2 separate regions of the Homo sapiens genome follow, and region 1 is linked to region 2. The links are chromatin contacts, found by Hi-C or POLR2A ChIA-PET in ENCODE. All regions are on one chromosome and are shown on one strand. The core of a region is the stretch at or near the end of the contact, and the rest is flanking DNA. Distances in the headings are between cores, read along the strand shown.

What was found. Hi-C counts contacts between places; a loop is a spot of excess contacts on that map. ChIA-PET counts read pairs that join two places held with the same protein, here RNA polymerase II (POLR2A). Pooled maps may share reads with other maps.
Region 1: a loop to region 2 is called in a pooled map of gastrocnemius medialis, with 2.0 times the contacts of the local background. The contact joins two enhancer-like sites. A Hi-C loop is called at or near these places in 1 of 37 single-sample maps with no recorded cell type and 4 of 50 pooled maps. POLR2A ChIA-PET finds 5 or more read pairs at or near these places in 2 of 52 experiments (H1 and WTC11).

The regions. Positions count from the first base shown.
Region 1 is chr17:40,508,470-40,512,556 of GRCh38, reverse strand. No RefSeq gene overlaps it. Among named protein-coding and RNA genes, the nearest start is that of TNS4, 8.9 kb to the right of the region's middle. Within about 2 kb of position 2,121, at least 8 of the 41 ENCODE cell types and tissues checked have a DNase peak (open chromatin) inside an H3K27ac peak, as active enhancers do.
Region 2 is chr17:40,201,001-40,205,004 of GRCh38, reverse strand. No RefSeq gene overlaps it. Among named protein-coding and RNA genes, the nearest start is that of MIR6867, 9.4 kb to the right of the region's middle. Within about 2 kb of position 2,709, at least 3 of the 41 ENCODE cell types and tissues checked have a DNase peak (open chromatin) inside an H3K27ac peak, as active enhancers do.

The DNA of each region.
Region 1 (4,087 bases), core at 872-3,371, 310 kb before region 2:
GAGTTGGTCCAAAGGCCAGAGTGGCCAGGTGAGCGTGGTTAGCCACAGACGTGACCACCCAAGACCCCATGACCCGAGTGGCAAGCCTGAATCCACACCGAGGCCTGAATCCACACCGAGGCCTGGGGACCAAGTCCAGTGCTTTTGTCACAAAATAGCAGACCCCATGCGATGCAGGCCCAAGGGCTCACTGCCTACTCGCTGTCCATCCATCTCCCTCTGTCCCCAGGTGACCCCATTGCATTCCTGTGGTTTGGGGTTTGCTGGTGTGGCGGCGGCGACTGAAGTCTTGGCACCCTCCCACCAGTGAGTGGGGAGGGGGCTCCAGGGGCCAAATTCCTCTTCAAATGAGATTCCCGTGGTTTCCTCAGCTGAGTTCCTCAGCTCGGTTCCTGGCACAGAACTCCGAGGCGTCTGCAGAGCAGAGAAAAAACAATGTGGAATTAAATTTCTCTGGAAAATAGGCTCCACAAGTGAAGAGCTAAGCATCTCTTTGGGCTTGGGTCCGATTGCTGTGCCCCGTGCCAGGATGGACTCCCTCCGCCCTACAGGCACGGCAGTTGAGCAAGCCCAACTCCTTCCCCCCACCCACCACCTCTCCCCACTGTCGGACCTCAGAGCTGTCACCAGAGATGGGCTTTGGCTTTTCCTAGACTCTGCTGAGGCACCCTGACCAGAGACAGCTGGGATCCCCGAAATAGGAGCATCCTCCTGGGATGGGGTCACACCAGCTCCAGCTCTGTCTGATGTTGTCGCCACCGCCAGGCAGGATTCAGGATCAGGTTGCAAAGACTAGGGGACATGGTGAGACAGGCTGTCTCCCTGGGTCCCCAAGCCTCAGCAGCATATTCTAAAGTGACAAACCCCAAGAGGCATGGAGGAGAAAAAGAAAAAGAGGTAAAGTCACCAGCTGACCTCTCCCAAGCCCCAGCCCAATACCATCTTTGATCCTGGCAGGAAAGGCCCCTGGACATACGGTTTATCCGTGCAATGGAATGTTATTCTGCCTTAGAAAGGAATGAGCTGCTGAAATGAGCTCCAGCATGGAGGAACCTGAAGTCATTATACTAAGTGAAAAAAGCCAGACACAAAAGGCTGCATAGTGTGTGACTCCATTTATATCAACTATCCAGAATAGGTAAAGCCATAAAGACAGAATACAGATTAGTGGTTGCCAGGGCCTGGAGGAGAGGGAGATGGGAGTGACTGCTTAATAGGTATAGAGTTTCCTTTTGGGGCTATAAAAATGTTCTGGACCGAAATAGAGGTGGTGGTTGCACAACATTGTGAATGTATTAAATTCACAATGGTGAATTTGATGTCATACATATTTTACTACAATAAAAGGACAAAATGAAAGGCCCTTGGCCTGGGTCCCCGGCTATAGAGGAATTCTGCTCTGGTCACCCCCATAGAATGAAGAATCTGTGGGTCCGAGTGGATGTCACCAGAACCACAGCCTCCCTTCTAGACCATGCATTGCCCATGGAGGACCATGGTATTCCTGCCCATACAGCCCTGAAACTCTTCTCCAGGTTAATTTCCCCAAAGCAAGTCACACCCTGGGCCCAAGGGATAGCTGTTTGAAGGAGAGCGGTTAGAATTTGGCTTCTCCAGGCTCTTCTGTCCCCCAACTTCTGGTGCAGGATGAAGCCAGGAATGAGAAGGTAAAAGGACCAGACCACCAGCGAGGGACTGGGATCCAGGGGCCAGCCCTCCCCAGGCAGCTACCTCCTGGCACAGAACTCCTAGTTGTCAGAGAATTATGATTTTGACCCTGGCCTTCACAGTCATTATTTTAAAAAAAAATCAAGGTAGATGGATAGAACATATTTTATTAACAGTTTGTAAGCTTGACTTATGACTTTTGAATATTTAGACTTATGGTATGTATTCATCTTCTACTTCTATATAAAAAATGACCACAGATTTAGTGGCTTAAAACAACACCCATTTATTAACTCACAGTTAACACGTGGCTCCAGGGATGCCGTGTGCAAAAGGGCTGCCCCATGTTGTCAGTGACAACAAGCCAAACCCCAGAAGGGAAGACAAAGGTGGGCATGCCGCGGTGGGGCCAGGGAGGTGTGAGAGCACAGCATGTCCTCTTACTCAGCTGCCAGGCTCAGCAGGAGGCTTGACTCATCCCATGAGCTCACCTTGGGCCTAGGGCCATGCAGGATCGCACACGAGCTGGCCGGGGATGCCCTTCTCCTGGCCAGCGTCTGGACAGACGGTCCAGCAGCTTGGGTCATTGCTGCACAGGTACCGATGCCTCCAAGAGCAGCCCTGCACTTCCCCTCCTCCAAGGACAGCGAGAGGTCCAGGAGGGCAAGCCCAAGGACGGCAGTGCCCAGCCCCCCGCCTATCTGTTTCTGGGCACAGATGGCTGATTTGCTTTTCAGATCTAACTGAGGTGTACAAATCAGCAAATTATGTCCCAAAGCCAAGAACAACTTCCTTGGTTCTGAGAGGCCCACATAACTTACCCCTGGTCACGGTGATCTAGACTTGGTCTGAGAGGCCTGGCTCTGACGTGAGGAAGGAAGGGAGTGGGAAAAGAAAGGGTCATTCTAATCAGAACCACACCTGTTCTTGGGCTCACCCGGTGCTGCTCCCCAGAGAGCACAGAGCAGAGCAGATGTTGAGGTTCTGGCCCTGAGTCCAGGGAGACAGGTATTCTTAGGACCACAGGACCCTATGCAGGGGTGGGGCTTGCACAGGCTACCCTGCATCACCTCCACATCCACACTGTCAGGGTCCAGGGAGGATCGTGGAAGGCAAGGACCTGAGTTTCAGTCTGGCATTATCACCCCATTGGCAATGGAGCCCATAGGCAACCCCCACACTAAGCCTCAGCTCACCTGTCAGTCCAATGAGGTTGCACATACATACTCCAAAAGTACTGCGGAATGTGGAAAGAAAATTTTAGAATTCATATACATGTATTTGTATCTAAAAGTAAGAAAGAGGGAGGGTGCAGTGGCTCATGCCTGTGATCCCAACACTTTGGGAGGCCAAGGTGGGTGGATCACGAGGTCAGGAGATCGAGACCATCCTGGCTAACACGGTGAAACCCCGTCTCTATTAAAAATACAAAAAATTAGCCAGGCGTGGTGGCGGGCACCTGTAGTCCCAGCTACTCAGGAGGCTGAGGCAGGAGAATGGCGTGAACACGGGAGGCGGAGCTTGCAGTGAGCCGAGATCACGCCACTGCACTCCAGCCTGGGCGACAGAGCGAGACTCCGTCTCAAAATAAAAAAAAAAAAAAAGAAAAGAAAAGAGAGAAAAATAAATAAATAAATAAATTCAGGTCAACTAATATTTAACATACAGATTGACCTAGGCACCCTCACTCAGTCTGTTTGTTGGCCAATTATGTCCCCTGAATTAGTCACTCCATCAGGCAGAGAACTTGAGGGCTATACTCTCACTCTGTTGCTCACTTTCAATGTATTGTGACATATTGATGTCTGCATATCCCAGTTTATACTGCCTGATTCAAACTAAATTAGCCCTCCTTCAAAAAAAAAAAAAGGATAAACGGCCTAAAAAGATTTCTGCAAAGAAACAGCAAGAAAATAGTAGAAGATCGCCTCATTTGCCATATCACAAAGGAAGAACAAGTATTGCCTATTGAGTGCTACAGTAGAGATTTCCAAAAATGAAATCTCTTTTCATCAGGATAAAGGTGAAGTGCAGCCAAGTTATCAAGGAAGCAACTGTGGGGGAAGGAAAAGAATATGACAGAGCATTTGAAAATAAGGTTTGAAAGTGTTCCTATTGTTACATGATTTTGTGGCTGAAAACCTCATGTGTTCCCAAGATCCTTCATATCTGCCCTTCAAACAACGAACTAAAAAAGAAATGTTTAATTTGCTTAAAAATCTTCTAAATGAAGAGTTTGAGTGGGTTTAAAAGCCATTTGCTGAAAGTATTATAATGCAACATATTCCAATTTCTTTGCAAGAACAACTGATTGACATGAGAGAAGATGGAAATTTGCAAGCCAATTTTGAACAAAACCTTTGCATAATTGGTGGATGAAATTGAAAATTGAAAATTAATGTCATGATTTAATGAGCTG
Region 2 (4,004 bases), core at 1,460-3,959:
GGTGGCGGCCGCCTGTAATCCCAGCTACTCGGGAGGCTGAGGCAGGAGAATTGCTTGAACCTGGGAGGTGGAGGTTGCAGTGAGCCGAGACCGTGCCATTTCACTCCAGCCTGAGCAACAGAGCGAGGCTCTGTCTCGGAAAAAACAAAAAAAACAAAATTAACTGTGGTGATGGTTACACAGCTTGGTGAATATACTAAAAACCATTGATTTGTACATTTTAGGTTAATTACATAGTATGTGAACTACATCTCAATAAAACTGTTATCCTCAAAATTGCAACACACTGTTTGGAGATGTATACAAATGTAGTACAAGTTTACAGGAATGTTATACTGTTGATGAAAGAAAAATCAAGCTTTTGGCTGGGAACAGTGGCTCACACCTGTAACCCCAGCACTTTGAGACTCTGAGATGGGAAGATCCCTTGAGCCCAGGAGTTTGAGACCAGCCTGGGCAACGTAGCAAAATTCTGTCTCTACAAACAATAAAAAAACTAGCCGAGTATGGTGGTGCATGCCTGTGGTCCCAGCTACTCGTGAGGCTGAGGTGGGAGGATCACTTGAGTCCAGGAGGTCAAGGTTGCAGTGAGCTGTGATTGCACCACTGCACTCTAGCCTGGGTGACAGAGTAACATCCTGAACCCCCCCCAAAAAAAAAAAAAGAAGAAGAAGAAGGAAAGAGACAGAGAGAGAGAGAGAGAGAAAAACCAAGCATTTAAAGAATAAGTTTTATGCAGAGTTTCACTGAGGATTGCAATCTGGGAGGAGACTTTCTTTCTTTCTTTCTTTTTTTTTTGAGACAGAGTCTCGCTCTTGTTGCCCAGGCTGGAGTGCAATGGCATGACCTTGGCTCACTGCAACCTCCGCCTCCCAGGTTAAAGCGATTCTCCTGCCTCAGCCTCCCAAGTAGCTGGGATTACAGGCTCCCATCACCACGCCCAGCTATTTTTTTTTTCTTTTTGAGACGGAGTCTCGTTCTGCTGCCAGGCTGGAGTGCAGTGGCACGATCTCAGCTCACTGCAACCTCCGACTCCCTGCTTCAAGTGATTCTCCTGCCTCAGCCTCCCGAGTAGCTGGGATTACAGGCATGCGCCACCACGCCCTGCTAATTTTTCTATTTTTAGTAGAGATGGAGTTTCACCATGTTGGCCAAGATGGTCTCAATCTCTTGACCTTGTGATCCGCCCGCCTCAGGCCTCCCAAAGTGCTGGGATTACAGGCGTGAGCCACCACGCCCGGCCATTTTTTTTTTTTTTGTATTTTTAATAGAGATGACGTTTCACCATGTTGGCCAGGCTGGTCTCAAACTCCTGATCTCAGGTGATCCACCTGCTTCAGCCTTCAAAGTGTTGGGATTACAGGCATGAGCCATTGCGCCCAACCTGGGAGGAGACTTTCAGAGAGATTCAGTTAGACTGCTCCGGAGTAGTGAATACACAGGTGGTGGCGGTTCTGTATGTGCTCAGAAGTTATATTAAATATATGCTGAGAAGTTACATTAGAGCAAAATCTCATCAAAGTATGGGTGCGAAGATACATCTGGTTATAGATTACAGAGGCATAATCATTAATTCGTCACATTGTTTTACGTACAGGAAGAAGCAAAGGCCAGGATCACTGAACTTATCTTTTCGGAAATTGCAGTGACTTTGGCAAGAGACACAGGAAGCTGTGCCCTATCCTGCTTATCATTTTCAGGGCATTCTTCTGGGCTGGGGACTGTGCTCACACTGACTCAGGGGCTTTGTGAAATTCTGCTGCCAAGGGAATTGGTGAAATTCTGCTGGCAAGCAGAATTAACAAAAGTGGCTACTTAGGTTTGCTACTTTGTGTCACAATACCATACTTATGAGGGTGGTTGTCTCTGGAAAGAAAGAAAGAGGATGCAACTGGGGACAGGTACCAGGTTCAGCTGGAGGGTAGGGTTTCATTTCTTTTTCTTTTTTTCTTTTCTTTTTTTTTTTTTCAGACGGAGTCTCTCTCTGTTGCCCAGGCTGGAGTACAGTAGCACGAGCTTAGCTCGCTGCAACCTCCGCCTCCCAGGTTCAAGTGATTCTCCTGCCTCAGCCTCCCGAGTAGCTGGGACTACACACCTGGCTAATTTTTTTGTGTTTTTAGTAGAGACGGGGTTTCACTGTATTAGCCAGGATGGTCTCGATCTCCTGACCTCATGATCTGCCCACCTCGGCCTCCCAAAGTGCTGGGATTACAGAAGTGAGCCACGGCACCCGGCCAAGTTTTCATTTCCTAAGCTGGGAGGTGGAGACTCAAGTGCTCATTATATTAGTCTTTAAACTTTTTGTATGATTGAAATATTACACAACACATTTAAACATAATGTTTTTTCTTTTTTTCCCCAAATATTAGGATTCTTTTTTTTTTTTTTTAGACAGTCTCACTTTGTCACCTAGGCTGGAGTGCAATGGCTCAATCTCCACACACTGCAACCTCCACCTCCTGGGTTCAAGCAATTCTCATGCCTCAGCCTTCCGAGTAGCTGGGATTACAGGCATATGCCACTACACCTGGCTTTTTTTTTTTTTTTTTTAGTAGAGGTAAGGGTCTCACTATGTTGCCCAGGCTGGTCTCAAACTCCTGAGCTCAAGCAATCCTCCTGCCTCAGCCTCCCAAAGTGCTGGGATTACAGGCGTGAGCCACTGCACACGGCCTATTTATTTTTGAGACATGTTCTTGGTCTGTTTCCCAGGCTGGCGTGCAGTGGTGTGATCATAGCTCACTGCAGCCTCAAACTTCTAGGCTTAAGCGATCCTCCCACTAGGACTACAGAAGGAAAGTGTTTTTAAAAATGGAGACTTAAAAGGGTTTAAACGCTAAAGATGAAAGAGCTCATAGGGAGAGACTGAAGAAACAAGTTCTTCCGGTCAAATATGACTTATATCTGGGGATAGACCCTCTCAGAAGGATTCAAGATTACCCCAAGAAAGGCACTATCCTCCTCTGGGTTATGTAGCCTCCTCCCTCATCCCCAGGCAGGTTGAGAAAACAATCTTGGTGGTGACACCTAGTGGATTCAAAGGGCACTGCCTAAATTCTTCACTGCACGCAGCACACCTCATGAAGACACCTTATTTATTTATTTTTTGAGACAGAGTCTCGCTCTGTCACCCAGGCTGGAGTGCAGTGTTGGGATCTCGGCTCACTGCAACCTCCGCCTCCTGGGTTCAACTGATTCTCCTGCCTCAGCCTCCCGAGTATCTGGGACTACAGGTGACCGCCACCACACCCAACTAATTTTTGTATTTTTAGTAGAGGCAGGCTTTCACCATGTTGGCTAGGCTGGTCTTGAACTCCTGACCTCAAGTGATCTGCCTGCCTCAGCCTCCCAAAGTCCTGGGATTATAGGTGTGAGCCACCATGCCTGGCCAGGAAGGGAGAATTTTTTATTTTAAATCTGTTATTAAAAACAGTGGACTGTCAGAATCTGAATTGCTTTATGGTGTAATGTAGCTACGGTAACACTTAACAAATTTTACATGACCAACTCAACAAGCCAGATAGACACACTTGTATACCCACCCCCAGGTCACGATATGGAACATTTCTTTTATTTATTTATTTATTTATTCCTCACTCTGTTGCCCAGGCTGGAGTGCAGTGGCCCGATCTCAGCTCAGTGCAACCTCAGCTCACTGCAACCTCCACCTCCCGGGTTCAAGTGATTCTCCTGCCTCAGCCTCCCGCACCTCGACCTCCCAGAGTTCTGGGATTACAGGCGAGAGCCACCGCGCCTGGCCGATATGGAACATTTCTATCGCCCCACAGGGCTTCTTCATGCCCCTTCACGGTCAATACTTTCCCCTACCCTATTGAGTAGGCACTATTTTTACTTCTTTTTTTTTTTTTTTTTTTGAGACGGAGTCTTGTTCTGTCGCCCAGGCTGGAGTGCAGTGGCATGATCTCGGCTCACTGCAAGCTCCACCTCCCGGGTTCACGTCATTCTCCTGCTTCAGCCTCCCGAGTTGCTGGGACTACAGGCGCCCG